Linked DNA regions of Homo sapiens: region 2 is linked to region 1. Evidence: chromatin loops called from intact Hi-C (ENCODE). Cell type or tissue: Caco-2. All regions are shown on one strand. Each heading gives the region's core, and the rest is flanking DNA. Links, peaks and the distances in the headings are about the cores only. Region 1 has its middle 46 kb from the start of ACAA2. Region 2 overlaps LOC105372112 (a long non-coding RNA gene).

Region 1 (16,617 bases), core at 4,992-12,991:
TCCCTTTGGGGAGCTGCCGCACCTGTGCACTGCATCTTCCTCTTTCAGCTGACCAGTGAGTGTTTAGCCTTTTGAAAGCTCTGAGAAGCCCTGCAGTGAAGAAACCTATAGAACCCTGAGTATGTCCCAAACTGACTTCACCACGAACCCCCAAGCCCTTATTTCACCCCTAAGAGCTGCTGGGGGGACTGGGAGGGATGTGTTGAGAGAGTGGGGGTCACGCCCAACATCCAGCTTATTCAGGATCAGCCTTGTGCTGGGAAATCCAGGCCTTCTCGGAGCATGTGAGCGTCCCCCCTCCCCCTAACCTGTTGTAAGGAGCTTACAGTCTGGCCAGGGACACAGTACCGGGGGCTGGGGGCGGGGCCCATCAACTGCGTGGGGCCACTCTGGCTGCAGGAAGAGTGTGTGTGTGTGTGTGTGTGTGTGTGTGTGTGTGTGTGTGTGTGTGTGTGTAGGGGGTGGGGGGCTGGTTAAAGGAAGGCTTAAAGGGCTCCGAGGATAGTCTGTCCAGATGGAGGCAGAGAGTGAAGGGTGAGGTGGGGTTCCTGTGCAAGGTCAGGGGGCAGGGGACGTGTTGGGGTCGGTCTGGCTGCCTGTTCAAAGCCTACCTCCACCATGCAGGAGCTCCCTGAGGCTGGGCTATTCTCCCGCCCTGCGGGTTTCGGGTTCCTTATCTGAACAGGAGGTGCTGATAATTAGCACCTGGGGAGCTTGGATGAAGGCCTGCCAGAGGAAGCTCTCAGTGAATATCTACAGTTTTCCTGTAAGTTAAAGCCACTTCCTCCTCAGGTGCCTCCCTGGGATATGGGAGTCCCTCTGCGGGGGCGGCGGAAGAGGCCTCAGAACTCCGCAGTGGCTCACCTTAGAAATTAGGGCACCGGGCTGGGCATGGTGGCTCATGCCTATAATCCCAACACTTTGGGAGACCGAGGCAGGTGGATCACCTGAGGTCAGGAATTCAAGAGCAGCCTGGCCAAGATGGTGCAACCCTGTCTCTACTAAAAATACAAAAATTAGCTGGGCGTGGTAGTAGGCGCCTGTAATCCCAGCTACTCGGGAGGCTGAGGCAGAGAATTGCTTGAACCCGGGAGGCGAAGGTTGCGGTGAGCCGAGATTGAGACACTGGACTCCAGCCTGGGCAACAGAGCGAGACTCCTTCTCAAAAAAAAAAAAAAAAAAAAAAAAGAGGGCACCAGGGTCGCAGGCGCAGTGGCTCACGCCTGTAATCCCAGCACTTTGGGAGGCCGAGAAGAGCGGATCACGAGGTCAGGAGTTCAAGACCAGCCAGTTCGAGACCAGCCTGGCCAACATGGTAAAACCCCGTCTCCACTAAAAATACAAAAATTAGCTGGGTGTGGTGGCGGGTGCCTGTAATCCCAGCTGCTCGGGAGGCTGAGGCAGGAGAATTGCTTGAACCCAGGAGGTGGAGGTTATAGTGAGCTGAGAGCGCCACTGCACTCCAGCCTGGGTGACGGAGAAAGACTCTGTCTTGGGAAAAAAAAAAAAAAACGAGGGGACCATGTGGTCGGGAAATGCGCAGGGCCAGGGCTTGCCCAGCTCATCCCAAACTGTGCCTGCTGCCCTCGCCAGACCTCCAGCTGGTCTCATTCAGGGCGTCTGCGTCGTTCTGAGGTGCTGCCTAGGGGCAGGGGCAGGTGGGGATGAGGGCGCAGTCCCCCTCCATGAAATGGCAGAGCCTAAGCCCCGGCCATTGCCGGTCTTCAGCAAACGGCAAACTTGCCAGACAGGCTCCCCACACACTCACACACACCTACACTCATACCCCTACACAGACCCCACACACTCACACACACACACACACACACCCCCACACACCCCATACCCCCCACACACATTTCCCTCCACACACCCCACACACCCCATACCCCCCCCCACACCCCATACCCCCCAAACACACCCCACACACACGCACCCCACACATGCATGCACCCCCCTACATGCACACTCACACCCACAGCCCCCACCCCCACACTCTCACACATGCACATTCACAGACACGTACCCCACATACACATGCACTCACACCTTCCACACACCTCACACACCCCATCCCCCCACATGCACCCCCAAACACATCCCACACACACTCCCATACACACCCCACACACTCACACCCCCCACCCCCCACACACGCACCCACATACACACCCTCCCCACATACCCCCCACACACCCACACTCACATCCCCCACTCCCCCCCACACACCCCACATCCCCACACACACACCTCCACACATCCCCATGCACACACTCACACCCCCACCCCCCACACACATACCCCCACACACTCACACCCTCCCCACATACCCCCCACACACCCCACATCCCCCCACACATCCCCCCCACACATCCACATGCGCACACACACGCACACGCACACACGCACAGGCACACACATGCACAGACACACATGCACACACACTCACTCCGCACACACACTCACTCCTCGGGGCCCTTCGCTGTCCTGTGGCCCAGTGGCCCACGGAGAAGGATGCCAGGAGAGAAACGGGTGGGCTGGTCTTGTGGAATCTGGCAGCCAGGGCAGCCCCCATCTGAAGGCAGGAGGATCTGGAGGGGCGCAGAGGCTGTGTTGACCAGAACATTCTCCACTCAGTGCCCAGAATTCTATGGTTAGAATCTTTGAATGGAGGCTGTTGGGCCTCCAACAGGCCCTCAATGTGCACACCAGACACAGGGCAGGACAGAGGGGCTGGGCAGGATTGCTGCCGCGTAGGGGCCTGGACTCGCAGGGCGCTGGGCGGATAACTGCTGATGAATGGTGCACAGAGGCAGCCATGCAGAGGCCCAGGAGGACAGAGCTGAATGGATGAGCCCGGCGGGGCCAGGTACCTGGAGACCCGGAAGGGACCACTGCCGGCGGGGTGGCATCAAAGCCCTCCCTGAGCCACCCTTCAAGCCAGGTTTGGGTTAGGAGGACCACACCGGAGTTCTGGCAGTGCCAGTGTATCAGGCGGAAGCTTGGCCCGGGGGTGGAAGATGGAGCGAGCCCCTCATGGGTAAGACGAAGTGGTAGTGCAGACTGTGGCCGAGGCCGCATGCTCCAGACATCAGGGAGCGCTCGCCTCAGCCAACTCCCAGTTTTTCCAGTTCTTTGGTGACCCCAGTGCCCTGTTCAATGTAGCATCAAAGAACCCCGAGGGTGGCAGACAGAAGCCCCAGTCAAAGGCCCAGCAGCCTCGGGTGGGCTCTGGGAGAGGGGCTAGACCCTGGCTGCCACCCAGTGCGCCGCCCCACCGGGCCTCCCGGGCTGACCTCCAGCTCAGGTTTCCCGGATGAGTGGTGGCCCAAGACTGCACTGCTCCCTGCCTGCGCCTTCAGGGCCTGCACTCACCCCGTCTGAGGGGCCTGACCCCAGAGCCCTGAATACCGTGAGAAAGGCAGGAGACACAAGACAGGGAGTGGCCTTCATCCCTCAGCCTCACCCCACACTGGATGGGTGAGGTCTCTGCAGGCCACCCCTGGGGCTCTGAGTCCAGGCGTCTGCTGCTTTCGGGAACCGCAGAGATGGCCAAGTGAGGACACGGGTTGCCATTGCCCGCCCCACCTCCGAGGGAAGCTGAAGGCTAGGGGTCCTGCCTGGGAGCCCCGTTTTTGCAAGCCATTTTCTACCTTCCTGGCTCCCTCCCCTCTGGTCCTCTTCCCTAACTTCCCCCTCTTCCCCCTCTCCTCCTCTCCTCCTCTCCTCCTCCTCTCTTCACCCCTTCTGTGCGCCCCTTTCCTCCTCATCTCTGCTTCCTCCCCCTCTCCAGCAAGGAAACATATGCCCTTTCTTTCCTTTCCTTGTTCTGTCCTCATAATTTTCTGCATCCCTCCCTAACTCTCCCTCAGTCCCCCAAGAGGATGTCCTTGTAATAATGGCAAACATCCTCTTCTGTCTGGGGGACACTGTAGTGAGTGGAGGCTGCTGTTGAGAGGTTTGTTCAGAATACCCCAAGCTGCGAAGGTGATACGCCCTGAGTTAGCAACTACAAAGAAAAGAGAAGTCCACGTAAGCCTACGTTTTCCTAGGCCTGACACGAATTGGGCTGATTTTTCTGGGAAGAGCAAAAGATCAGGCGAGTGTGGACACTGACTCTGTTAACGTTCTTAACATCTGGGAGTCAGGGTGGTTGGGAGAGGGGCGTACAGAGTTAGAATGCTCTGGGAAAAGGGCCTTGGGAAGTGTGATCTCAGTAGGTTTCTTATTTTGATTAGCTGTAAAAGCATCCTGGGAGGTCAGCAGGTGAGTTTTGGACATTTACACAATGAAAGAGACACCTGTGTGGGGCTCAGCCTCTGGCATAGCATCCAGCCTTTTGGAGTGCAAGGAGACCACCTGCCTCCAGCTGGTTATTCAGGGCACCTGCCTTCCACCAGCTCAGCTGTTGATGGAAGCCATGGTCTTGGACAGACCATTTCCCTCTCTGGGTCTCAGGAGCCTCAGCTGTAAAGTGGGAGTTAGGCCCACCAGGCTTCAAGCAATGGGATTCCACGTGAACAGCAAAGGAGTCTGACACCCCCTCCTTGCCAACATAGCTGCTTTGTCGGCATGCATGTTTATTTTTTCCTTCCTTTGAGAAGTAGCTAAACTCACGGGAATGTTCCTATGGTGCTCTTCTCCCCATTTGTATTGTTAGTGGAAGATGTTCACTAAGCATGTGGGGAATGAGGCCTGGCAGGATGCCCAGGACTTGAAGGAGCCCTGGACTGAGCAAAGCCAACTCCTGGTGGGGCCTGGGTGCCCCGTGGGCACTGGACCTTCCATCACTGGGTCTGTGTGTTTGGGAGGGTTCTGCCTCATCTCCTGCTTCTTCCCAGGGCAGGTACTTAGCCAGTTAGGGGGCAGGGGACACATCATGGACCAGGGCCTGGAGTGGGGAGGGGGCAGCTGCTGAGACCTGCACTGTCTACACACTGCAGATGGGGCAGCCTGGGGGCATCCACCTGAAGACATCCCGAAAGAGTGGGGAGAGGCTCAGAATGAGCCCGTCACCTGCAGCATGTGTGCAGGAGGAGCCCACAGCCACAGTCCTGGGCCCAGCATCCCCACCAGGAGGTACACATTTTACAACCTTGGGCTTCAGGAGGGGCTCTCAATCCTCTGAGGCCCTTCAGAGCCCACCTCCTCTATGCAAACCTCTTCACAAACAAAAAGGCAAAAGACACAAACAACCAAACAAAAGTCTTCCTCAGGTGACCTGACTTCTCCCTTCTCTGACTCACAGAGCGTAGAGTGTCTGGTTCTCGACAGTCTTGCACTTTTAATTATGTCAGGGCTTTTTCCATGGGTTTCCAGATAGGATTTGATCCCTTCAGGGAAGGAACCTTCATGACCCAGACCTGTGCAGGAGGCAAAGGAGCACCTTTTGGAAGTTTTGGGGGCTGCGTCTATGGACTCGATGGTGACCTGCCTGTACCACAGGCCACACTACATGTCCCCTGAGCCAGGGCCCTGGCAGCTGGTTTCTGCATCCTTCCCTCTCTGTTCAGTGGCCCTCAGTCCATGTCTATGGAAGCAATGCCCTTCCTTTCTCCCACCCGCTCAGCTTTTTTTCACCCCTGCTGGCCTCTTGTCGGAAATGAAATACACAGAGGAATTCCCTTTCTTGCATTGACTCCAGTGTAGACAGGGAGCAGATGGGACTGCTGTCTGCTGTCTACACTACACACTACTACACTGCTGTCTGCTGTGTGTGATAAGGACACAGATAGTCCTGGAGGACCTGAGGGACTTCTGAGGGTCAGACATATTCAGGGACACTCAAGCAACTCACATTTTATGTATATTTTATTGCTTTCTAATGCTTTATAAAATTAGAGCCACCCCAGGTCATCCATTCTCTGATGCTCTTTCTTTTAATGTCTTTGAACTCAGGATGTGTCTTGCTTAATTGAAGTCAGGCTCTTCCAGAGAGGGTTACAGTGACTTCTGTTGGGCAATTGGGGAACACTTTAAATTCTTGTAACAGCTTTATTGAGGTGTAATTGTTATGCAAAAAAGTACATATTTAATATGTGCATTAATAATTTGATGAGTTTGGACATATGTAAACACCCGTTAAACTATCACCTCAATCAAGGTAATAAATATATCCATCATCTCCAAAAGTTTCCTCATGGCTACGCTCTTTTAAATTTTTTTTTTTTTTTTGAGACAGTTTTTGTTCTTGTTGCCCAGGCTGGAGTGCAATGGCATGATCTCAGATCACCACAACCTCTGCCTCCTGGGTTCAACCAATTCTGCTGCCTCAGCCTCCCGAGTAGCTAGGATTACAGGCATGTGCCACCACACCTGGCTAATTTTTTATATTTGTAGTAGAGACGGGGTTTCTCCATGTTGGTCAGGCTGGTCTCAAACTCCCAACCTCAGGAGATCTGCCCGCCTCGGCCTCCTAAAGTGCTGGGATTACAGACATGAGCCATATTCCCAGCCAACTTAAAATTTATTTATTTTTAGAGATGGGGGTCTCACTATGTTACTGAGAGCGATCCTTTGGCCTCAGCCTTCTAGGTAGCTGGGAATAATGGCATATGCCCCTGCACCCAGCTTGTGCCACCCCACCCCATCTGCTTTTTTTTTTTTTTTTTTTAATAAGAGAGGGGGCCTCCATATGTTTCCCAGGCTGGTCTTGAACCCCTGGCCTCAAGGGATCCTCCCACCTTGACCTCCCAAAGTGCTGGGATTACAGGCATGAGCCACTGTGCTTGGGTGCCACACCCTATGCCTCTTAATGTGGTAAGAAAGCTAACATGAAATCTACCCTCTTAACAAAAATTTCAAGTATATAATACAGTGTTGTTAACTGTATGTGCATTTTTAAACATAGGTATAAAGTCATGTACTACAGCTGAAAGTGCTTTTTTTTCCCCCCTCATTACACTGAGAAATGTTTAAATGTTTTTGGTCTTAAGAATATTTCTGTTTTCACCTTGTACTATTGCTTGGTGAAAACAAGTTGCTGAAGTTACTTTGCACCCATGTAAAGAGGACTTCCTCCTATTTGTTCTAAAACTGCCTATTAGAATGTTCAAAGGGACTAAACACAAATGTATCCTTCATAACATGGTCTTGTCTCAGCCATTGTCTTTTCAGTGGATATTTTGTTTTCTCCACTTACCATGTGCAGTAAGAACAACAGTCTGGGGGTTCCAGACCCTCTTGGAGCTCACGTCTATAATGAACATATTGAAGTGTATGGAATGGAATGGAATGTCTCCAGTGGGCAGACTGCCTCCTCCCAGGGCTGGGCAGATCCGTGTGATCTCAGGGCTCTGAGCTACATGTGGGGACCAGAAAGCAGCCTGGGTAATGACCTGATGCATAGAATTGGGAGACAGCAAGGCTGGGGGTGCTGCTAGTTCTCCCTGGAAGACGCAGGCCTAGAGCCCTGGTTGATGGTCTGAGTAGGGTCCCAGCACTAGGCTCATGGTCACACCAGGTATAAACCTACAGGCCAACATGGAATGAGTTCCATCTCGTCTGCACTGTGGGCCTCAGCTCATGGGGATGTAGCTTTTCTTTGCAATCTAGAAATGTAGTCTGAGGAATACGTGTGTGTGTGTGTATGTGTAGCTAGAATAGCTTGCTCTTGGTATCAGCATGTTACTTCATTGTGGGGTTTCTAATTTGATCTTGTATTACTCAAAAGGCTCCCAAGGAACTTCATGTTTAAGATCCAATTCTGCATTTTACTTCTGCCAATGCCCCTTGTTTCTACAACATTCCAGAAGGTCCAAGCTTCTGAAATGTGTCTACATCCCGGCTGTGCTGAGACTGGTCCAGGGCTTGGCTCTGGGGGAGCTTATCTCATGACTTCCTTTGCTCTCACTTATTGGAACTGGTGGATTTTGCGGAGAGTAGACACGGCAGCACAGACAGGTGGGGACTTGCGTTCCATGGTGGCTGTGCTCCTGGAAGGTTTTGCATCTATCAGATGCTTTTTTCTTTGCTGAGGCACTCATACCAGAGGCACTAGACTGTGTGAGTGGAGTCTGCAGCATGGCTCCTGTCCTGGTAGCTGGACAGTTCAGTGGGGAAGGAAGACAAGGGCACAGGACACACATCTCCCCATGCTTGTCTTTTTGCTGCTCCCCATCCCCCCCAGACCTCTCTGGTGACAGCTGTATCAGCTGATGTCATAGAAATTGAGGAGGGATAGACAGACAGCTCCTGCAGCCCTGCTCTGTTGCATGAGAGCAGCTGGGGGCAGCTGTGGACTCTCAAGTACAGGGGACAGGGTGAGGAAGCGGAGCCACCCTGGCTCCAGGGGCTCCAGGAGAGAAGCGTGGGGAGTGCCATGATTGTCACCCCATCTTCTCTGCTGCTCCAGACCATGCTCCCCGCTGTGTCCCTCCATGTCCTCACTTGCCCTGGTGCTCAGCACCTCAGGGAGGGCCTGTGGTCTGTTACTGGCTCAGGGGCTGTGTTACACGAACTCCCCAGCTCTCGGGGCTTTGTGACTGCACATTTTCACTGACGAGAAACAAAAGGCAGTGACTTTGGCCAACAGTACTGGGGCAGTGGCCAGGAGGTGGGGCATTTGCGTCCCACCTGCTACCGTAGGTTTCTTTACTCCTGGCTCCTTCTCTCTCTTCCTCAAGTCCCAGGAAGTGAAAGGGAAGGAGTTAGGCCAATTTCGCTGAGATGCTTCTTTGAGATGCTGATGAGAAGGTGACCGAGGGAGCCCAAGCCTGAGGCGCCACCTAGGGTACAAGGTGTGCCCGGGCTTATTGCTGGACTACTGCAAGTCACCCAGTCAATGAAGTTCTAGTACTCACATTTAAAATTTAAAATAAAAAATAGAATAGAGAGAATGGGAAAGAAAAGTCATCAATCACTTTATAAAAACAATTTCTCATTTACAAAGGCATTCCTTTAAAATGTATGTTCCCGTCCTATATTTTAAGTTATTCAACTTAGTAATTTACGAAATGTTTTCCATGGAGGTGAAGGAAATGGCACTTACTGTGTAAAGTGAGCAAGAGATGGTGTCCCCCAAAGGGCAATACAGATATATTTGATTTTATGTTTTATTTTTGTCATTCATATTTTTCTTAAAGTCATAAAAATGAAAACCTAGGAATGTTATAAGAAGAAAAATTGATATTTATTTCTTATTTATATCCATCTAGGATGGAGGCCACCCATTCTTGACCAAGTCCTATTTATAAGCTGATGGCTCTCAAGTCTATATCCCCATCCCAAATGCTTTCAGACTCCAGACTCCTTCACCTAAGGGCCTGCTTGGCATCTCCATCTGAATGTCTGAACTCCCCTCAAAACCTGTTCTGCCTGCAGCTTTCTCTATCTTAGTGGCTGAGAGAAAAGGCCCAGGAATCATCCTTGACTTCTCTCTGCCAACTCACAGCCAATCAACCCATTAGAAAATCTCAAGACTGTTTCAAAATATATCCAGAATCTGACAACCTCTCACCACCCCCACTGTAGACTCCCAGATCTGAGGTACCATTATTCCTTAGCCTGGATGACTGCAATAGCATCCTAATTGACCTCCTTGCCTCCAACTTTGTCCCTCTGAAGTTCATTTCAGTAGAACATATCGATAGAAATGCAAGTCAGATGATGTCTTTTCTCTACTCAAAAGCCTGCAGTAGCTCCTGGTTGTACTCAGAATAAATGCCAAAGTCCCTCTTAATGACTTACAAGGCTCTGCATAACATGCACCCCACTCACTCTGCTCCAGCTGCACTGACTGCTGTTCCCTGAACACACCTGGCATGCTCCTGCCTCAGCTTGGGCACTGGTTTCCCCTGATCTTCTCCCAGACACCTGTGTGGCCACCTTTCACCTCCTTCAAGCATTTGCTCAAATGTCAAGGACTCAGTGAATCCCACTCTGACCAACTACTTTATCATCTTCATACCCAACAATCCATACTTAATATATTTGCTCAGCTTTCTTGAACTTGAGGTGGAGTTACTGCAATGCACTTTGGTTATTAGAGTCCTCTAGGTCCCAGTTTGCCTAGGACAGTCCCAGTTTACACCTTTTGTCCCAGGGTAATTATTAATAATGTCCTCTTTCACTTTTCAAGACTGACCTAGTTTGGATGATAAATTAACTGGTCATCCTAGGGGAAACCTCTGATGCATTTGGCTTTATTTCCTAACTCTCTCTATAGCATGTAGCTGGGTCAGAAGTAAATTTCCCATAGTTACCCCACTTTCTATTGATCTTTAGTGCCAGGTGGCAATATCTTTGGTATCTCCCCCAGTTCTCCACTCCTTCTCTTTTGAAAACACATAGGTACACACATGTGTATGTGCAGACATACACACACTCCATGATAATCTATAGAGACAGACAAGGGTAAAGGAAATTGTGTGAGCAGCTACTTGCTCTACTTCTGTACGATTTTGAGCAATTTATTATTTTTTGTGACTTTCCTTTTTTTTATTTTTTATTTCAATAGGTCAATAGGTTTTTTTGTTTGTTTGTTTGTTTGTTTGTTTTTTGAGACGGAATTTTGCTCTTGTTGCCCAGGCTGGAGTGCAATGGCACGATCTCGGCTCACTGCAACCTCTGCCTCCCGGGTTCAAGCAATTCTCCTGCCTCAGCCTCCGGAGTAGCTGGGATTACAGGCATGCACCACCACGCTCAGCTAATTTTGTATTTTTAGTAGAGATGGGGTTTCTCCATGTTGGTCAGGCTGGTCTTGAACTCCGGACCTCAAGTGATCTGCCCTCGACCTCCAAAAGTGCTGGGATTACAGGTGTGAGCCACCGCGCCCAGCCTATTTCAATAGGTTTTTTAGGGAGCAAGTAGTGTTTGGTTCCATACGTAAATTCTTTAGTGGTGATTTCTGAGACTTTGGTGCACCCATCAGCTGAGCAGTGTACACTGTATCCAATGTGTAGTCTTTTATCCCTCACCCCCCTCCCACCTTTTCCCCAGAGTCCTCAAAGTCCAATGTATCACTTCTTATGCCTTCTCATCCTCATAGCTTAACTCCCACTTATGAGTGAGAACCTATGATGTTTGGTTTTCCATTTCTGAGTTATTTCACTTAGAATAATAGTTTCTAATTCCATTCAGGTTGCTGTGAATGCCATTATTTTGTTCCTTTTTATGGCTGAGTAGTATTTCATAGTATGTATATATACCACATTTTCTTTTGTTTTTTTTTTTTTGTTTGTTTGTTTGTTTGAGACAGAGTTTTGCTCTTGTTGCCAAGGCTGGAGTACAATGGCGCAATCTCGGCCCACTGCAACCTCTGCCTCCCTGGTTCGAGCAATTCTGCCTTAGCTTCCCGAGTAACTGGGATTACAGGCGCCCACCACCATGCCCGGCTAATTTTTGTACTTTTAGTAGAGATGGGGTTTCGCCATGTTGGCCAGCCTGGTCTCGAGCTCCTGACCTCAGGTGATCTACCTGCCTCGGCCTCCCAAAGTGCTGGGATTACAGATGTGGGCCACCACGCCCAGCTATACAACATTTTCTTTATCCACTCATTGATTGATGGGCATTTGGGCTAGTTCCATATTTTTGCAATTGTAAATTGTGCTGCTATAAACGTGTGTGCAAGTATCTTTTTTGTATATGACTTTTTTTTTCTTTTATTATACTTTAAGTTTTAGGGTACAGGTGCACATTGTGCAGGTTAGTTACATATGTATACATGTGCCACGCTGGTGCGCTGCACCCACTAACCCGTCATCTAGCATTAGGTATATCTCCCAATGCTATCCCTCCCCACTCCCCCAACCCCACAACAGTCCCCAGAGTGTGATGTTCCCCTTCCTGTGTCCATGTGGTCTCATTGTTCAATTCCCACCTATGAGTGAGAATATGCGGTGTTTGGTTTTTTGTTCTTCTGATAGTTTACTGAGAATGATGATTTCCAATTTCATCCATGTCCCTACAAAGGACATGAACTCATCATTTTTTAATGGCTGCATAGTATTCCATGGTGTATATGTGCCACATTTTCTTAATCCAGGCTATCATTGTTGGACATTTGGGTTGGTTCCAAGTCTTTGCTATTGTGAATAGTGCCGCAATAAACATACGTATGCATGTGTCTTTATAGCAGCATGATTTATAGTCCTTTGGGTATATACCCAGTTATGGGATGGCTGGGTCAAATGGTATTTCTAGTTCTAGATCCCTGAGGAATCGCCACACTGACTTCCACAATGGTTGAACTAGTTTACAGTCCCACCAGCAGTGTAAAAGTGTTCCTATTTCTCCACATCCTCTCCAGCACCTGTTGTTTCCTGACTTTTTAATGATTGCCATTCTAACTGGTGTGAGATGGTATCTCATTGTGGTTTTGATTTGCATTTCTCTGATGGCCAGTGATGATGAGCATTTTTTCATGTGTTTTTTGGCTGCATAAATGTCTTCTTTTGAGAAGTGTCTGTTCATGTCCTTTGCCCACTTTTTGATGGGGTTGTTTGTTTTTTCTTGTAAATTTGTTTGAGTTCATTGTAGATTCTGGATATTAGCCCTTTGTCAGATGAGTAGGTTGCAAAAATTTTCTCCCATTTTGTAGGTTGCCTGTTCACTCTGATGGTAGTTTCTTTTGCTGTACAGAAGCTCTTTAGTTGAATTAGATCCCATTTGTCAATTTTGTCTTTTGTTGCCATTGCTTTTGGTGTTTTAGACATGAAGTCCTTGCCCATGCCTATGTCCTGAATGGTATTGCCTAGGTTTTCTTCTAGGGTTTTTATGGTTTTAGGTCTAACATGTAAGTCTTTAATCCATCTTGAATTGATTTTTGTATAAGGTGTAAGGAAGGGATCCAGTTTCAGCTTTCTACATATGGCTAGCCAGTTTTCCCAGCACCGTTTATTAAATAGGGAATCCTTTCCCCATTGCTTGTTTTTCTCAGGTTTGTCAAAGATCAGATAGTTGTAGATATGTGGCATTATTTCTGAGGGCTCTGTTCTGTTCCATTGATCTATATCTCTGTTTTGGTACCAGTACCATGCTGTTTTGGTTACTGTAGCCTTGTAGTATAGTTTGAAGTCAGGTAGTGTGATGCCTCCAGCTTTGTTCTTTTGGCTTAGGATTGACTTGGCGATGTGGGCGCTTTTTTGGTTCCATATGAACTTTAAAGTAGTTTTTTCCAATTCTGTGAAGAAAGGCATTGGTAGCTTGATGGGGATGGCATTGAATCTCTAAATTACCTTGGGCAGTATGGCCATTTTCACGATATTGATTCTTCCTACCCATGAGCATGGAATGTTCTTCCATTTGTTTGTATCCTCTTTTATTTCCTTGAGCAGTGGTTTGTAGTTCTCCTTGAAGAGGTCCTTCACATCCCTTGTAAGTTGGATTCCAAGGTATTTTATTCTCTTTGAAGCAATTGTGAATGGGAGTTCACTCATGATTTGGCTCTCTGTTTGTCTGTTATTGGTGTATAAGAATGCTTGTGATTTTTGTACATTGATTTTGTATCCTGAGACTTTGCTGAAGTTGCTTATCAGCTTAAGGAGATTTTGGGTTGAGACAATGGGGTTTTCTAGATATACAATCATTTCATCTGCAAACAGGGACAATTTGACTTCCTCTTTTCCTAATTGAATACCCTTTCTTTCCTTCTCCTGCCTAATTGCCCTGGCCAGAACTTCCAACACTATGTTGAATAGGAGTGGTGAGAGAGGGCATCCCTGTCTTGTGCCAGTTTTCAAAGGGAATGCTTCCAGTTTTTGCCCATTCAGTATGATATTGACTGTGGGTTTGTCATAGATAGCTCTTATTATTTTGAAATACGTCCCATCAATACCTAATTTATTGAGAGTTTTTAGCATGAAGGGTTGTTGAATTTTGTCAAAGGCCTTTTCTGCATCTATTGAGATAATCATGTGTTTTTTGTGTTTGGCTCTGTTTATATGCTGGATTACATTTATTGATTTGCATATATTGAACCAGCCTTGCATCCCAGGGATGAAGCCCACTTGATCATGGTGGATAAGCTTTTTGATGTGCTGCTGGATTCGTTTTGCCAGTATTTTATTGAGGATTTCTGCATCAATGTTCATCAAGGATATTGGCCTAAAATTCTCTTTTTTGGTTGTGTCTCTGCCTGGCTTTGGTATCAGAATGATGCTGGCCTCATAAAATGAGTTAGAGAGGATTCCCTCTTTTTCTATAGATTGGAATAGTTTCAGAAGGAATGGTACCAGTTCCTCCTTGTACCTCTGGTAGAATTCGGCTGTGAATCCATCTGGTCTTGGACTCTTTTTGGTTGGTAAGCTATTGATTATTGCCACAATTTCAGCTTCTGTTATTGGTCTATTCAGAGATTCAGCTTCTTCCTGGTTTAGTCTTGGGAGAGTGTATGTGTCGAGGAATTTATCCATTTCTTCTAGATTTTCTAGTTTATTTGCGTAGAGGTGTTTGTAGTATTCTCTGGTGGTAGTTTGTATTTCTGTGGGATCGGTGGTGATATCCCCTTTATCATTTTTTATTGCGTCTATTTGATTCTTCTCTCTTTTTTTCTTTATTAGTCTTGCTAGTGGTCTATTTTGTTGATCCTTTCAGAAAACCAGCTCCTGGATTCATTAATTTTTTGAAGGGTTTTTTTGTGTCTCTATTTCCTTCAGTTCTGCTCTGATTTTAGTTATTTCTTGCCTTCTGCTAGCTTTTGAATGTGTTTGCTCTTGCTTCTCTAGTTCTTTTTATTGTGATGTTAGGGTGTCAATTTTGGATCTTTCCTGCTTTCTCTTGTGGGCATTTAGTGCTATAAATTTCCCTCTACACACTGCTTTGAATGCGTCCCAGAGATTCTGGTATGTTGTGTCTTTGTTCTCGTTGGTTTCAAAGAACATCTGTATTTCTGCCTTCATTTCGTCATGTACCCAGTAGTCATTCAGGAGCAGGTTGTTCAGTTTCCATGTAGTTGAGAGGTTTTGAGTGAGATTCTTAATCCTGAGGTCTAGTTTGATTGCACTGTGGTCTGAGAGATAGTTTGTTATAATTTCTGTTCTTTTACATTTGCTGAGGAGAGCTTTACTTCCAACTATGTGGTCAATTTTGGAATAGGTGTGGTGTGGTGCTGAAAAAAATGTATATTCTGTTGATTTGGGGTGGAGAGTTCTGTAGATGTCTATTAGGTCTGCTTGGTGCAGAGCTGAGTTCAATTCCTGGGTATCCTTGTTGACTTTCTGTCTCGTTGATCTGTCTAATGTTGACAGTGGGGTGTTAAAGTCTCCCATTATTAATGTATGGGAGTCTAAGTCTCTTTGTAGGTCACTCAGGACTTGCTTTATGAATCTGGGTGCTCCTGTATTGGGTGCATATATATTTAGGATAGTTAGCTCTTCTTGTTGAATTGATCCCTTTACCATTATGTAATGGCCTTCTTTGTCTCTTTTGATATTTGTTGGTTTAAAGTCTGTTTTATCAGAGACTAGGATTGCAACCCCTGCCTTTTTTTGTTTTCCATTGGCTTGGTAGATCTTCCTCCATCCTTTTATTTTGAGCCTATGTGTGTCTCTGCATGTGAGATGGGTTTCCTGAATACAGCACACTGATGGGTCTTGACTCTTTATCCAATTTGCCAGTCTGTGTCTTTTAATTGGAGCATTTAGTCCATTTACATTTAAAGTTAATATTGTTATGTGTGAATTTGATCCTGTCATGATGATGTTAGCTGGTTATTTTGCTCGTTAGTTGATGCAGTTTCTTCCTAGTCTCCATGGTCTTTACATTTTGGCATGATTTTGCAGCAGCTGGTACCGGTTGTTCCTTTCCATGTTTAGTGCTTCCTTCAGGAGCTCTTGTAAGGCAGGCCTGGTGGTGACAAAATCTCTCAGCATTTGCTTGTCTGTAAAGTATTTTATTTCTCCTTCACTTATGAAGCTTAGTTTGGCTGGATATGAAATTCTGGGTTGAAAATTCTTTTCTTTAAGAGTGTTGAATATTGGCCCCCACTCTCTTCTGGCTTGTAGGGTTTCTGCCGAGAGATCCGCTGTTAGTCTGATGGGCTTCCCTTTGAGGGTAACCTGACCTTTCTCTCTGGCTGCCCTTAACATTTTTTCCTTCATTTCAACTTTGGTGAATCTGACAATTATGTGTCTTGGAGTTGCTCTTCTCAAGGAGTATCTTTGTGGTGTTCTCTGTATTTCCTGAATCTGAACATTGGCCTGCCTTGCTAGATTGGGGAAGTTCTCCTGGATAATATCCTGCAGAGTGTTTTCCAACTTGGTTCCATTCTCCCCGTCACTTTCAGGTACACCCATCAGATGTAGATTTGGTCTTTTCACATAGTCCCATATTTCTTGGAGGCTTTGCTCATTTCTTTTTATTCTTTTTTCTCTAGACTTCCCTTCTCACTTCATTTCATTCATTTCATCTTCCATCACTGATACCCTTTCTTCCAGTTGATCGCATCGGCTCCTGAGGCTTCTGCATTCTTCACGTAGTTCTCGAGCCTTGGTTTTCAGCTCCATCAGCTCCTTTAAGCACTTCTCTGTATTGGTTATTCTAGTTATACATTCTTGTAAATTTTTTTCAAAGTTTTCAACTTCTTTGCCTTTGGTTTGAATGTCCTCCCATAGCTCAGAGTAATTTGATCGTCTGAAGCCTTCTTCTCTCAGCTCATCAAAGTCATTCTCCGTCCAGCTT
Region 2 (16,617 bases), core at 3,883-11,882, 75 kb before region 1:
AGTCATGAGCACCTATCATGCCCACAATCTCTACTGAGTAGAGGACACAAGGAGAGAAATAGGAATTTACATCCCCGCTTTTGAGACAATGAAGGTCTCGTTGAGGTACCTCATTTTTATTGAGAAAGCAATGTGAGACAGGATATAGTCACGTATGCAATTTGCGTGCAGACAGCAAGTGCTGGGGAGGGACTAGACATCTTTGTAAACCTCCTTCTGAGCAGAGGAAACTGTGCTCCTAGTCAGTTATGATTGCTGTTTCTTCTCTTTCCTGTGAGTATGGAGTGATTTCTGGCTGCATTCTCCCTACTCTGCCTGCAGGCTCAGTCAGTCTTTCCCAGGTGGTTAGATAGTTCTTAGCATTAATTTTGAAATCAAATGACTGTGTGAGCTTGGGGAAGTTAGTTAATATCTCTGATCTTCAGCGTCATGTGTAAAATGTGGGCGATCATACCAGCTGTATAGCATTATAATGAAGATTAAATGAGATCGTGTATATTAAAACAACTATGGTGCCTTGGTATTCAATAAATATAATTTCATTTTTCCTTGGAGAAATAGGAATACTGATTCTCCTAAACCTGTGCTCCCCAACACAGTAGCCACCAGCCACGTGTAGCTATTGAGCACTTGAAGTGTGCAGTCTAAATGGAGATCTGCTGTATGTTTTACACACACAGCAGATTTTGAAGATTTTGTGTGAAAAAAATGTAAAATTTGATTACATGTTGAAGTGATAATATTACAAATGGATTAGGTTAAATAAAATATATTGTTAAATTAATTTAACCCACTTTCTTTTAATGTTCTCAAAGTGACAATTTAAAAACTTTAAATTACAAATATGGCTCATGTTGCATTTTTATTGGACAGTACCATAAAACTTTGCCAAGGTAGATGGTCTGGAGTTCCCAGAGATTTTACCTAGTGGGCCATCTCCTATGGATTTGCCTAAGAAGAAAAACTGGGGTGCGGTTTTGTGATGGGGTACAAAGACAATCTTGATTGATTTAAAATGACTGGGACTATCACCGTCCAAAACTCAAGTCAGACATGTAGCTGCTTTTCCCTCATTTGGGATGAAATGAGGTGGGTGTTTGCTGGGATGCTCTGTGAAGACAGAGAAGGAAATTACAATTGTTCAATAAATATTAGCTATATTTATTTTATTCCTCCAGCTCTGGGTCACATAATCATAACCCCTGCAAAAACACCAAAGGTACATTTTTAAAGATCAGGACTATTTCCACTATGATTCAATATTATGCTAGTGTCCTAATAAAAGTAAATGAGAGAAATCACTTGGAACAGCAGTCCCCAACTTTTTTTGCACCAGGGACTGGTTTTGTGGAAGACAATTTTTCCCCTGGGTGAAGGGGGTGGGGAATGGTCTCACTGGCCATTAGATTCTTATTAGGAGAATACAACCCAGATCCCTTGCATGCACAGTTTACAATAGGGTTCGCGCTCCTATGAGAATCTAATGCCGCTGCTGATCTGACAGGAGGCAGAGCTCATGCACTAATGCTCACTCACCTGCTGCTCACCTCTTGATGTGCAGCCCGATTCCTAACAGGCCACAGGCTCACCTCTTGATGTGCAGCCCAGTTTCTAACAGGCCACAGACCGGTACTGCTCCATGGCCCGGGGATTGGGGACCCCTGACTCAGAAGCATAAAAATGGGTTTTTTAAAAAAGCTATCCCAATTTGCAGACAATATGTTAGTGTATTTGTTTGCTAGGGTTGCCATAACAGAATACCACAGACTGGGTGGCTTAAATGATAGAAATTTATTTTCTTGAAGTTCTGAAGGCTGGAAGTCCAAGATGAAGGTGTCAGCAGGGTTGGTTACTCCTGAGACCTCTCTCCTTGGCTTGCAGATGGCTCTCTTCTTGCTCACATGGTCTTTCCTCTGTGCAGGACCATCCTTGTTCTCTATTTTGTGTGTTCAAATTTCCTCTAATTATAAGGACACACATCAGATTGGATTAGGGCCCACTCTAAAGGCCTCACCTTAACTTTACTTCTCTAAGGCTCTATCTCCAAATACAGTCTCATTCTGAGGTACTGAGGCTTGGGGCTTCAACACGTGAAATTTGGGGAAGCACAAGTCAGTCCATGACAGCTACTGTCCTTGGAAAGCCTTAGAAATCAATGATAAAACTATCTCAAACAACAAAAAATTCAGTAAAGTAACAGGGTATAAAATTAACATATGGTTGAGGGGGGAAAGAAGGGTTGATTAATGGGTACAAAAATACAATTAGATAGTAAGAATAAGATCTAGTATTTGGTAGTACAATAGCGTAACTATTTTTTATATATTTCAAAATAACTGGAGAAGTAGATTTGGAATTTTCTTAACACAAAGGATAAATGTTTGAGGTGATAGATACCCAATTGCCCTGACTTAATCATTACATATTATATGCTTGTATCAAAATAATACATGTACCTCATAAATATGTACAACTATTATGTGCCCATAAATACTAAAAATAAAAATAAAATTAACATATAAAACCCAATATCTATCATATACACAAATAATAACCAGTTAAAGGACATAATGTTAGAGAAAATTTCATTTATAACAGCAATAAGAAATATTAAATACTTTGGTATAAACTTTGTTAAGCTTATTCTGGTTAGAAACATCCAAATTTTACAAAAAGGACTTTAAAAACATTCTTGCAAGACACAAAAGTAGGCTTTAAGAAGTGGGAAAGATAGCTCCAATTGTTGAACAAGATGACTCAATGTCATAAAGATATCAGTTCTCTGTAGGTTATGGGAGAAACATGGTGCACTATCAATAAAAATTCCAACAAGTCTTTTCTTGGGGTGTTCAGGTAAGTTGATACTAAAGTTCATGTAGAGAAACAGGCCTGCAAGAGTGGATGGAAAACACTGAAAAATAAAAAGTATGGAGGTCACTGGCTCCACTGGACATTAAAACATAACATAAATTGCTTTAAATTAAAAGCATGATATTGGTGCATGAATATAAATATAGACTAGTAGAAAATAATAGAAAGTCCATCAATAGACCTAAGTTCACATGGAAATTTAGCATATGATAGAAGCAGCATCTCAAATTCCAGAGCAAAGATGGGTTTTTTAATAAATGATGCTGGTACAACTGGATCTCCACTTGGAAAAGGATACAGTTAGAACCATACATTGCATCACATGTAAGAATGAACTTGAAATGGATTAGAGATCTAAATGTAAAATATGAAACCATTAAAGTTCTAGAGAAAAACGTGGGCGAATTTCTGTTAACCTCAGGTAAGAGGTTAACTCAGTTACCTCTGCCTGTAATCCTAGCACTTAGGGAGGCTGAGGCAGGAGGATTGTTTGAGCGCAGGAGTTTGAGGCCAGCCTAGATAATATAAGGAGACCCCCATCTCCACAGAAGAAATTTTAAATTATCCAGGTGTGGTGGTATGCTCCTGCGGTCCAAGCTACTCAGAAGGCTGAAATGGAAGGATGTTTTGAGCCTGGGAGGTTGAGGTTTCAGTGAGCCATGATCACACAACTGCACTCCACCCTGGACAACAGAGTGAGGCCCTGTCTTAAAACACAAGTCTTCATGACAAAAATATCACCCTAAACAAATTCAAATGATAACTGATATCATTGGAGAAGTTAATTGCAACATATACCACTAACCATGAGCTAATATTCCTACAATATAAAGAACTCTCAAAAACTGAAGGGCAAAAACATCAAAAACCTGATAGAAAAATGAGGGAAAGTCATGAACAGGCATTTCACACACACAAAAAAGATGTTAAAATGACCCTTAAACACTAAAAAAGTTCAAATTTACTATTTTCACTGGCTACTATAAGGCTAAGGGCAAAAAGAATTGTATGCAAATATTGTGTTCTAGTTCGTAAATTTGTTTCTCATAGGGAATTTTTCTTCAGTTCTGAAGTTATTTTATGTCTACACTAGAATTGAACAAATTAATAAACATAATGTGGATACAGATAGATGAATACAGAAATTAATAGAGGCATAAATGTGTATGTGTGTGTGTGTGTGTGTGTGTGTGTGTGTGTGTGTATTTTCTGTGTCTGTCTGCTGAGGAGGCTTAGAAGGAATGACATTCCATTAGCAATGAGTATGCCTACTGCTCAGATCTTGTTTCCTAAATACCATTCTCCAATAAAAGGAAGCAGCATTCATTGGTGAAATGGTTGATTCCAGGGTTAGGGCAGGGAAAATAAGACATAAGCTGGGAATATCTTATGCCAGAAAGTAAGGAAGTGCTCAAAAAGAGATGGGGCATGGCAAGGGACACAGGGCCCAGCCTGGAAGAGCTCCCAATGCCAAAGGTGGGAGAACTCAAGTAATACTATAAAAAATGAGAAGATTAAACTAAATAAATATAGATTACTAGGTAGAATAAAATAAACATTCATTCATACTGTTATAAGTAAATAATTTAAAAAATATTGGTAGAGAAGGGACAGCTTCTTCTTACAGAATTCCAATTATTAAATATAGAAGGAATGAGAAAAATAGAAAATCAACATTTGGCAAATATCACACTAATTAGCAAGAACCAGAGAGGGATGCTAAAATGAGTAGGCAAAAGCACGATGAGAAACATGGTATCTGCATAGTTTCAAAGTATCTCCCCACAATATATTCATTACTTACAAAGCAAAAAATTGTAACTTTATAGTGGAGAAACCACCTTAACCATGTGGTCAAGGCTAACAAGTAACAAGACCTACTGACATCATGTATACCAATATGACACACACAGAAATATACAGCGTCCCTGCTGTTGTTCTTGCCAAGATTGAGTAATCGCAATGTAATCATAAGAAAACATCAGACAAACCTCAAAACTGAGACACTTTCACAGACCAGAGGAGACCAAGCAGACATGATGACTAAATGCCGTGTAGGATTCTGCATTGGATCCCAGACAGAAAAAAAAGGACATTAGTGGGGAAGCTGCTGAAATTCAACTAAGATCTATAGTTTAGTTAACAGTATTGCATCAGTGTTAATTTTCTGCTTTTGGAAACAGGAGCGTTTGTATCATGTAAAATGTTAACATTAAGGAAAGCTGGGTGAAGGATATATGGAAAACCTATGTTATCTTTATAATTTTCCATAGTCTAAAATTACTTTTTTAAAAAAAGGTATTAAAATTGACTCCTATGTATTTGCTGGGTCAGAGATCCAGAGTCAAATATGAGCAGATGCCCATGGCTCCCCTTCAGCTTCCTCCCATCTCAGCCTCACTGTGGTGAATTCACAATGATAGAATGATGCACTTCATTCATTGTCTCATTATATGTCCAGTATTGTACCTCTATTCACCCAATCCTAGAAGACAGAAATTAAAACATAATCATATTTTTAAAGTTTTTATCCACCAGCAATGAATAAAACTCTAATGGAAGCTAGAATAAAAAATTTGAAGCAAAACTGAAAGTGACAACTATTTCAACCTCTTTAAAGATCAGAATAGAAAGAGAAATTGCTTGTGCATTCCAGGGCCACAGTGCCTTAGAAAACCAAAAGAACTGGAGTGAGAAGAAATGAGTCCCATCTGAGTCATTTGAATCTACTTGGTTTCCCAAAACTTTCTGCATAGCTGATCCATGATTCCTGATATTCTAGCTATATAAGTACTCCTCCCCACCCGCTCCCCAGTGATTGCCATCTACAACAAACAGGAAGTAGCTTTGTCAGAATTAGTTGGCCATTAGCTGGGTGGGAGTAAGGTGAGGGAAAAACCAGGCGAGAGGAAGAGTGTGTGGGGGCAGAGAACTGGAAGAACCTTGGCTGGGAGGTAGTGGTGTCTGCTGACCCATGCACAGTAACTGGCAGGGTCCCAAACCCCTGCTGCAGAAGTTCCATGTGGCTTTTGGAGGGTTGGCTGGAGGGGTGTGGGATGGAGAGCTGCTACAAGCTGATCAAGCGGCTCTTTGAGGGATGCAAAAGTTTAGAGAACTAACAAGTCTGTTCTTATGACACGTGGTCAGTAGTACATATACCTTTGCTAGTGGCGCCATAGGCAGACAAACAGAAGATATCAATGTCCTTTCTGGGAAGAGCCCTTATGGGAAACTGACCAGGAGCCCCCCTGGGCCAAGTCACCACTAGCTGGACCATTAAATGAGTTCCAGCCTGAGGGGAGCCTCTGTTATGTACTTGGAGGCAAGGCAGGGCAGCCCAGCCCCAAGACCATCTCCTATGATGGGTTAGGTTAACCAGCCTTGTGCATAGACACTCTAGGTCACCATGTACCTGGTTCTCTTGCCATTGGAAGGCCTGAAGCTTTGTTCCATTGCATCAGTAGTGCATGGATGTATGGCAGGTGCACCACCCCTTAGGGTGATTAGGTGCCTGAGTTACCTTTCCTCCTAACATGTCGATTTCAGTGGGGGAAGGGACAAGGAGGTCTCACAGTCCTAGAGCACAGGAATTGGTGGGCATCCTGGCTGGGCCCTGAAGGGCATGCTGGGGAGCCTGCAGCCAAGAGGCCTTCAAGAAATAACTGGACATCCCTGGACAGAGAGGGAGATGTTGGCAAGGACAAACTTGGCCTGGGGCTGTGGCAGGTGAGGCTTTTGCCTGTCAGCAGCCTCTTCCAGCTGTGAGGCCTCCGTGGGGACTATGGAGTGGCACGGCAGACCCAGAGTACTGGCTTGGGCAAAGGAAGGAGAAACTGCCATTCCCCTGTAGAAGAGTCCTCAAGGTGATACGTGGCAGAGATACATGGCAGGGGCCTGCTAACTACAGCCTGTGGGCCTATTCTGGCCTCTTTTTTGCAAATAAAGTTTTATTGGAACACAGCCACACTCATTGTGCTTTCATGCTGCAATGGCAGGGTTGAGTAGTTGTAATGAAACCATACGGCCCACAAAACCTACAATATTTATTATCTGGCCTTTAATGGAAAAAGTTACCTGACCCCTGGTCTAGGGCATATTGGGTTCTATCTGTGCTTTCTAAAAAGATAAACTCCCTCTCAAAAAACTAAATTCTATTATGATGTTCCCCAAATCCTACCTCAACTGTTCTACCAAAAATTCCAGCGTCCAAGCCTCCACATCCCCCTCCAGCACCTAAGGAAGTCACAGCACTTCTGCAAGCACTGCTCCCTTCATCTATCATAGCAAGACCAGAAACAGCCACCTCTTAGGCCACTCTGGGGATGAGGCCCAAGAAATGAGTGAGTAGCCAGGAATAAAAGGAATGAGCTTGAATGGTGAGAATTCTGTGAAACCGCCAGTATGTGTATACATTTTAAATCATGAAATAGATGCGTTTTCTCTGCTAGATGACACACTTGGTTAACAACAACAACACATTGCAGACGGGTTTTCAGTGCAAGTTAAGCTGTTTATTTCTGGGGGTCCCCAGGGTCCCAGGCAGGAAGCAGAGGATTAACAAAAAAAGGTGTGAATTAGGGTGGAGGAGAGCAGACTCGTGAAGAGTTTCTGACAGCGCTGAGCTGTGTCCAAAATGAATTAGGCTTCCAGACATTGCACACTCGTTCTAAATTTAGACCTGGAGTCTGTGATTGACAAAGATGAATCCAACCTATGGCAGTCGCTGGGGATTTAGGATATAGACACGAAGTTTCTACAACTTTTACAAAGCCAACATGTAAGATACACTCACTAGATTTTGGTCCTAGACTATGCCATTGTGAAAACCAAGTATTACAAAGCCAGATATTAAGCAGATACCAAAAAGTTCTAAGACACCACTTTCTCCCTCAAGGGCCATATAATCCAGCTAAGAAAACAGATATATGCACGTAAAAAGATAGCACTGCTCTGTGTATATAATTGGGATTAAGTTCAGTTGTGACTAAAACCCTCAAGACAAGCCAAAAAGTCCAGGGCTGATGGGGCCTCTCTCTCCCACGGAGCCCTCTGGGACTTGGGCTCCTTCCTCTAAGCCCTCCACCATCTCTAGGGAGTGTCCCCATCCTCTTGGTTAATGGCACAGCTGCATTCCAGGCAGCAGGGAGAGGCAGGAACTAAGAAGGGACCAAATAAAGTCGTTCAATTCAAAGTTTATTTGGGAGTCAAGTAAAGTTTACAGTGGGAGTACAAAACTAGAGATTTGTTTCAGGTCACACACTTTGCTTGTACAACCTCTAGATTGCGTAAGTTATGCCTTCATTTATATCTTTAACACCCTAAGCATATTGATCGAAGTCTTTGTCAGACGGTTCTATAAAATTAATTTCATCTGGAGTAAATTAGTATTTTGAATATTAAATCTGTGAACTGTCTTTGTAAGCACTGGGCTTCTCCATGTGTTTTGGAATTCTGATGTACAGGCTTATTTTGAGGCTTGGAGTACTTGCTTTTTCATTTATTCTGTCTTTTTTCTCTGTACACATTCTCCCTTAACAAGCAGTTTTGTAACGGTCACCACTCAACCGTCTGGGTCCCCAGTACAGAACTGGATCCTTGAATGGCAGTTGAGAGTGTCCTGCCCTGTGGGGATTTGAGGGTTCTGTGGATCTGGATGCAGAGGCAAAGGGTAGCTGGTCTCAGCTTCTGGTCGCAAAGCAATGTCTTGTTCTCCAGTCTCTTACATCTACAGCTTTTAGAAATTCCTGGCTCTTGGCAGAGGTTGGTCAGCCTAATTTCATGGGTAAGAAGGGAGCCCTACTCCGCTGCCTGCCTTCAGGTACTGAGGGTGTCTCTGGTCCCTTCTACTATCTTGAATAGAGCTCCTTTTGTCCTCCTTTCCCCAGCTTCCACCGCCTGTCTCCAGACCTGAAGCCCAGCAGGCTGCAGCTTCAGCTCTGTTCACCCCTCTGTGCTCCTATTGCTTGTCCACAAAGATGTTAATCTCATTTATGAGTCTGGAGAAGTCTTTGGTTATCTTTTAAAAATATTGTGTCTGTCAACACTTAGTGATCAAAGAGTGAATGCATGGCACCCTTTTGTCAGGAAGTTCCCACAGTCCTTAAGATCCAAAGGAGTGGTCCTGCTCAAAGGGGAAAGAGGGGGAAGAGATTCCCAAGGCCAAACTATCAGGATTTATGGAGGGGAAATGACCTGACTTGGACAAATAGGATTAGGATGGGTGGAAAGAAGCAGAGAAGGCCATCCAGGCCAGAGACACATGGGACATGGTGGGGGATGTTTGTGTTAGATCATCCTGGCTAGAGCCAGTTCCCTGCTACATATTCTCATGCTGAGCTGGTCTTCTCCTTCACAGGACTTATCACCATAGTTATTGATTATGTGTTTGTGTGTTTGTGTGATTATTTGATTAATGTGCATCTCGTCCTGTACTGTCAGGTCCATGAGGGCAGAGATCATATGCGTGCCCAGTTGGATCCCAAGCACCAATTTTGGTAGTTAGTCCAGGCTTGGTGAAAAAGAAATGAATGAATAAAGCTGCAGAGATGGGTGTGGGGTGGCCCGCGATCTGGCTGTTAGGAGTTTGAAATCTTTTGGAAGATATTAATTTAAACAATTACTGTATGGATTCCAGTGGAGGGGCACATGCTTGCTTTGGGCTTCTCCTAGGCTGCCAGGTTACTGTAAGGACTGTCTGAGGAAAGTAAGCTCTGGGGAAGAAGGCATGGGACCCTGCCATGCCAGGCCAACCCATCAGCAGACCCCAAAGAAAAGTGGACAAAGAAACACAAGAGTTTTTAAGGAGATATTTGATATAGACAGCAGAAGTTGGCTTTTATTATTTAAAATTTCTGATTTAGTTTTAATGAGAATTTTTTTTAAGACAGGGTCTCACTCTGTCACCCAGGCTGGAGTGCAGTGGTCTGAAAGCAGCTCACTGCAGCCTTGACCTCTGGGACACAGCGATCCCTCTGTCTCAGTCTCCCAAGTAGCTGGGACCACAGGTGCGTGCCACTGTGCCCAGCTAACTTTTTTATTTTTGTAGAGATGGAGGTCTCACTTTGTTATCCAGGCTGGTCTTGAACTTCTGGACTCAAGCAACCTTCCAGCCTTGGCCTCCCAAAGTGCTGGGATTATAGGGGTGAGCAGAGTAAGCATTTTTAGAAAGAATTTTATTTTACCATTAATTATTTTGTTTCCATTACTTTGCTTTTTTCTTTCTTTCTTTCTTTTCTTTTCTTTTTGGAGACAGGGCCTTGCTCTGTTGTCCAGGTTGGAGTACAGTGGTGTAATCATGGCTCACTGCAGCCTCAAACTCCTGGCCTCAATTGATTCTCCTGCCTCAGCTTCCCAAACTCTTGGGATTACAGGCGTGAGCCACCACGCCTAACCTACATTTCTTTATGCAAATTCAAGTTTTATTTCCGTATCACGTTCCTGTACCTGAATAACTTCTTTTAAAATTTCTTGTGTTGTGAGGTCTGCTGACAATGAATTCTCTGTTTTTGTCTGAGAAAGTCTTTATCTTTCCTTTATTTTGGAAGTGATTTTCACTGGGTATAGATTACTGGGTTGACAGTTTGTTTCTTTTTTCTTTCAGTGTTTTAAAGCTGTCACTCTATCATCTTCTGACTTGCATGGCTCCTGACAAGAGATCTGCTATAATTCTTTGTTCCTCTGTATATAATGTGTTTTTTCATTCTACATTTTTTTTTATTTTCAAGATATTCTCTTTTTTATTTTCAGCAGTCATAATATGGTATGCCTAGATGTGTATATGTATGTGTATTTTCTGGTGTTATTTAACCTGGTATTCACTGAGCTTTACGGATCTGTGGCTTAGTGTCTGTCATGATTATTGGAAAATTCTCAGCCATCATTTCTTCAAATATTTCTCCTATCTTATTCTCTTTTTTCATGTATTTCTTGGACTGTAATTACATGTATATTAGGATCTTTAATATTGTCCTGAAGCTTTCGGATGTTCTGTTCTCTGTTTTTCCCTCAGTCTTTTCTTTGTGTTTCAGTTTGGGTAATTTCTATAGCACTATCTTTAACTGATTCTTTCCTCAGCTGTGTCAATTCTATTAATGAGCTCATTGCAGACATTATTTCTGTTACTGTGTTTTCATTTCCAGCATTTCCATAGATTCTTTCATATAGTTTCTATATTTTTGCTGAAAGGACCTTTCTAATCTTGCATATTGTCCTTCTTTTCCATCAGAGCCTTTAATATATTCATCATGATTGTTTTAAGTTCCCTGTCAGGTAGTTTCAGTGTCTGTGTTGTATCTGGTTCTGTAGAAGCTCTTCTGTTCTGTTGATGGCTGTGGTGTGGAGCTAGTGTGTAGTTCTGGGCCTGGAACATATTCCTGCTCCTCCCCCAGGGTACAGGTTCTTTCTCATCCCTTACTCCAGGTCTAAAGGGTTTCCACTGGTGCCTTCATGGCAATGGTGTTGCCCTTTCCTCTAGAGATCAAAGCTTTTATCCATAGGGGAGTTGGGAGAGAGACATCTGGGTGGGGTTTTGTGTCCCTCCTGCTGTGGCTGCTGTCCCAGTCCCTCAGGCCTGTATCATGAGGGATGCATTCTCGTACCCTCCCCCACCCGCCTGGGGTCATGGGGGAAAGCCTGGAAAAGGGTGCAAACTCTTGCTTCAGACTTCCCACTTTCTTGCCCACCCACACTCCATCCCTACCAGTTCATTAAGTATTCCAGCTGAATCCCACACTCCATCCCTACCAGTTCATTAAGTATTCCAGCTGAATCCCACACTCTATCCCTACCAGTTCATTAAGTATTCCAGTTGAATCCTTACTGCTGTGCATCTGCGGGGCCCCAGGTGCACCAGTGTTCACGTCCCATCTCTTCTTGTGGGCACCTGTCTCTTCTTAGATTTCAGGATAGTTGATTGAACCTGAGCTCTCTGATGGCTTCAATGAGAGCTCTAAACTTGCAGGTTTTCCAGCTTTTTTGTTGTTGTAAAGGTGTGGGCAATGTTCTTTCCAGATTGCTGCATCTAGAGCAGAAACTGGGAGTCAGAATTGAGTTAACTTAAAGGAAAAGATAGGGAAAAATCAGTGTTTGTGGACTAAATTGGTAACCACTTCTCTTGTAGGATATTGCCATTAGGTCCTTCTAATCCTGTGAGGTAAGTAATCACCATTCCCATTTACAGATGAGGTTCTGAGAGGATGAGAAAGGATCTGGGGTTCCTCTCTGGTCCTGCCTGATTGCATGGGAACAGCTGCCCTCTGCTGCCTTCTGAGGCTGTGAAGTGCGAGTGTGAGATTAGAAAGGAACCTGTGGAAGGGGGCGGCGTGGCCCTCTGTCCTCAGCCTGCAGTAAAGCCAGCTTGCATGGACTGGGCTTGGTGAGTTTAGGGAAATGAGGGAGGAACTGGCATGGCTTGGGTGGGCTGAGATTCTGGCTGGGACTCACACAGGGACTCAGCAGGAAGTAGATTGTAGGGAAAAATAGCACTAATGGCTGGAGAGACCTGGATGGCTTTCCAGCGAGTCCCTTGCTGCCCATGTGAGAGACATCAGAGTCCTCACAGCCTTGGAATGTGGCTCAGTCCCAGGGCCGGGATGGAGTGTTTGCCAGTGTCAGGGAATCCAGACTTGGCCTTGTGTGTGGAGATTGGCGGTGGGGAACTGTGTATGGGAAAAGCACAAATGGAGATGGAGCTGCTGGGGAATGACCCCGAAGCTTCTGCTCAGTCAGAGCCTGCTCTCCCTCCCTCTGAAGCATTCCCAGGCCCACATGCCAAGACAAAGGATAGGACTGTACCTCCTTCCTTACTCACAGACACACACACACACACACACACACATAATCCTTTTGTGACTTCCCTTTGAGGTTTTCAATTATGTATTTATTCATTCATTTATATATTCCTTTATTCATTCAATAAATATTCATTACTGCCAAGTTCTGCACCCTGGGTAACCTGATCTTCCTGAGTGAAGGGGGTAGGGATGTGGAAAGCTTGCAGCTTAGTGGCCCTTGGTGCTCTGCTCCCCTCAGAGATGACCCGAGGAAGGGCCTGAGTGTGGGAAGGAGCAAGGATCAGTTTTCCCGAACCCCTTCAAGTAAGTAATGCACAGGTGTTACCTGGGTGGCTTGCCAGGTGCCAGAACCCTGCTGGGGGCATGCACAAGCTTCAGCTTCAAGCACACCTCTCCCTACACAAAAAACCACAGATCCTCAGCATGCTATTAGCACTGTGCAGTCCTGTCCTAACCTCCTCCTCCTCCTCCTCCTCTTCCTCCTCCTCCTCTCTCCCCACCCCCAGCAGACCAGTCTGCTGGACCGCTTGTTTGCAAGGCTGGTCTTCCACTTCAGGCCTCTAAGCTTGCCTTCTTCCCCTCTGTGCATCCAAACCGCCATGCCCTTCAAGGCTCAGCTTCAATGCCACCCTCTCCAGGAAGCCTTCTCTGAATCCTCCAATGAGAATTAATCAGGCTAACATTTTTTTCTTTTTCTTTTTTTTTTGAAATGGAGTCTGGCTCTGTCACCTAGGATGGAGTGCAGTGGCGTGATCTCAGCTCACTGCAACCTCCACATCCTGGGTTCAAATGATTCTCCTGCCTCAGCCTCCCAAATAGCTGGGATTACAGGCATGCGCCAGCATGCCCAGCTAATTTTTGTATTTTTAGTAGAGACAGGGTTTTGCCATGTTGTCCAGGCTGGTCTCGAACTCCTGACCTCAGGTGATCCACCCACCTCAGCCTCCCAAAGTGCTGGGATTATGGGTGTGAGCCACTGCACCCGGCCCAGGCTAACATCTTGACTGTCACATCAGATGGCTTGTACCTCTCTCACACATGTGCCTCATTTGGTCCTGTCTTGCTAGAGCCTGACTCCCGGGTTGTACTCAGCAACAGAACTGTGGCCAGGCCATCTCCGGTATAAGCCTTTCCGGGTCTTCCTATTGCTCTCAAGATCAAGTTCGAACCTGCATATCTCGTGTGACCTCACCTCTCTCTTCTGCCTCATCTGTAACCTCTTGAGAGCAGGGACTAGGGCATAACATGTTTTATTCCTGAGAGTTTCTAATACATTTCCTGGCACATAGTAAATATATGTACTCAATAAATATATGTCAAAATGAAATGAAATTCTAGTTGAATAATTGATTTCTACAAGCCAAGGATAAGCCTGCTTCCACATAGGGAAAAAACAGACTGGCCTGATGCTCCCCCTTCCTCACTCCATATTTCTTTAGTGTCATTCAGGAAATAAGTTTTGAGTTATAATTATTTGGCAAAATATTCAGATGAGCATCAGTCATGAGTTCTATAACCAGCAAATTCTCGACATCGGCAATGGAACCGCTGCTGGTTGTTTCCCGTCTTTTTTGGAATAACAACAAAATTTTCTGCCAGCCTTTGTCATGGACAGTCTGTTAAGAAAGCAAGTAAAAAGTCCCTTTGTTGTTTTTCAGGTGTCTTGGGAAGAAGGGTCCTTGGAGCCGAAGATGATTTTGGGGAGTGAAAGAGACCGCCTTTTCCTGGTAATAGCAGAGCCAAAACTCCAGCCTTCAACCCACAGACCGGGGCCTGTCCCCAGGCATCGCCACCCACCCCATGGCCTCATCGTCATCTGTGACTTTTGCCTCCCTGCATCTCAGTTTCCATGCCTGTCAAGTGGAGATATAATACCTCATTCTGGGGAGATACAATGAAGCACTGCTGGTAAAAAGTACACGTGCTATACAAAATTAGGAAATCCTTGTCACCAGACTTAGAGAAAAATACAAAGTGGAGTTGACTCCCAGGTTGGAGACACAGCTTCCCAGGTAAGGACATGGCTCAGTTTTCACCACGCTGAGCTGCTGCCTGAACCCAGGGTGTTGGAACCCGGGGCTGGCCTCTCAGCCCTGGCCACACGTGCTGGGTTTCAGGTCACGCATGCAGCCAGTTCACCACACCTCCGCTCACCCAGCGAGCTGACTGAAGCTCTGCCCTGACAGACTTCTGTCTGCTCGAGCCATTTTGTCTTTCTCGTTCTCTCATGAAAATGCCAATGCTGGCCAAAGACAGAAGCAACCAGGGTCCCCTAACTCTTAAAGGCATCAGGATCACCTGGGGATCTTATTAAAAAGGCAGGCTCTGGGGTCCCTAACTCAGAGGTTCATGGTGGGTCAGCTGTTGAGGTGGGACCAAGGGATGTGTGTAGTTAGCAGCTGCTCAATTTGCTAGGGAGCCAGAGAGCAGGCCGCTGTGGAGGAGCCTTATGTCTGGATCAAGAAAGGGGCCCTCGGAGGGGAAATGGAGCTCCAGCAAAGAGATGCGCAGCCAGGATTAGGGGTACGAAGCCGGGATGGATGGAGTGACTTCCGCAAAGACAAGTCAGGGCTTCCTCCTGGGCTTAGGCCGGAGGAGTTAGGGGAGTGACAGCGTGGACCCAGGAAAGGGGAGCTCAGAGGGGCCAAACCTGGAGGCCACCATGCTGCAACTCACCTCAAACAGCTGGGTAAACTGAGGCAAACTAGCTCATCCCCTGTCCTCAGGATGTAGTGCCTAGGAGCCTGCCAGGCTGGAGGGCCTGGAGGAAGAGCCTTTCATTTTCCTTGTAGGAGCAGTGAGATGAGGCTGGGCCCTGAGAATCCTTCACTCTCTCCCTCTCCTGGAGGGCAAAAGACAGGCCTGATTACCTGTCCCCTCCAGCACTGTTTGGCTCAGATGTATGCTAGCGGAGCGGGGAGTGGGTCCACTGGGACTCCTGGAAGACCACTTTGCAGCTCTGGAACGTCCCCTGGCAGTGCCTTCCTGACCCCTTGGCCTCAATTGTCTGCTCTGTCCGGCTTCATGGGCTTCTAAAGGAAATGTCTACATATTTGAGACATGATTCTATCTGATGCCAGCCTGATACTTCCAGCAGCTTCTTCACTCCCCAGAAGCTGAAAATGATGACTTGAAGAGGCCATGGTCACGGGCCTGAACCCAGGCCTGGGAAGTGCAGGCTTAGCATCTAGTCCACTAACCTTGGCCATGGGCTATGGCAACCTTGGTTTTCATCATCTATAAAATGATGGGGCTGGGGAGAGTAAGAAGGAGAATTCGACTTTCAAACTTTTCTTTTCTTGACTGTGGAAACCTTTCTTCAAGAAAAGCTGACAGAGGAAGCAAATATCTGAGGATCCTCTTGGAGCTGCTGCTGTGTTTGAAATGGGAACTGGAACATCAGGCTCCACGCTCCTTCCTCAGTCTAGGCAGAAAGCCCAGGGCTCTTTTGGGCCTGTTGTGTTTTGTATGAGACAGGGTCTTGCTGTTTCGCCCAGGCTAGAGGGGTGCAGGGGCACAATCATAGCTCACTGAAGCCTCAAACTCCTGGGCTCAAGGGATCCTTCTGCCTCAGCCTCTCAAATAGCTAGGACTACAGGTGCATACCACCACACCCTGTTTATTTTTATTTATTTTTATTTTTTGTAGAGACATATGTTGGCCAGGCTGGTCTTGAACTCCTGGCCTCAAGTGGTCCTCCTGTCTTGGCCTCCCAAAGTTTTGAGATTACAGGCATGAGCCACCATGCCTAGCCCAGGGCCTATTTAAAAACCCGTGAACGTGGCCCAGCCATCCTACTCCTACGTGTTTACCCAAGAGAAATTAAAACATATGTCCACACAAACACTTGTACACAAATGTTCGTTGCAGCCATTTTGGTAATAGCTCCAAACTGGAAGCAACCCGAATGTCCATCACAGATAAATGGATAGACAAATTGTGGTATGTTTGTACA

Evidence for each region. A loop is a pair of places that touch in the nucleus more often than their neighbours do. Peaks named below come from ENCODE experiments on the same cell type or tissue, not always from the same donor. Only the 100,000 strongest peaks of a DNase experiment are listed, where the experiment ranks them.
Region 2: it touches region 1 in a loop (6-fold over the local background); 3 of 110 quality-filtered maps call a loop at or near these places.

Annotation. Positions count from the first base shown.
Region 1 is chr18:49,759,480-49,776,096 of GRCh38, forward strand. No RefSeq gene overlaps it. Among named protein-coding and RNA genes, the nearest start is that of ACAA2, 46 kb to the right of the region's middle. RefSeq lists an enhancer at 1-553. In Caco-2, for the core only: a CTCF peak has its summit at 8,706 (motif pointing left); a DNase peak (open chromatin) is centred at 8,712.
Region 2 is chr18:49,685,684-49,702,300 of GRCh38, forward strand. It overlaps LOC105372112 (a long non-coding RNA gene), which reads left to right. Exons shown (of 5, transcript XR_007066363.1): 3 at 14,321-14,674. Among named protein-coding and RNA genes, the nearest start is that of ACAA2, 120 kb to the right of the region's middle. In Caco-2, for the core only: no CTCF peak of the experiment used is centred there; a DNase peak (open chromatin) is centred at 8,848.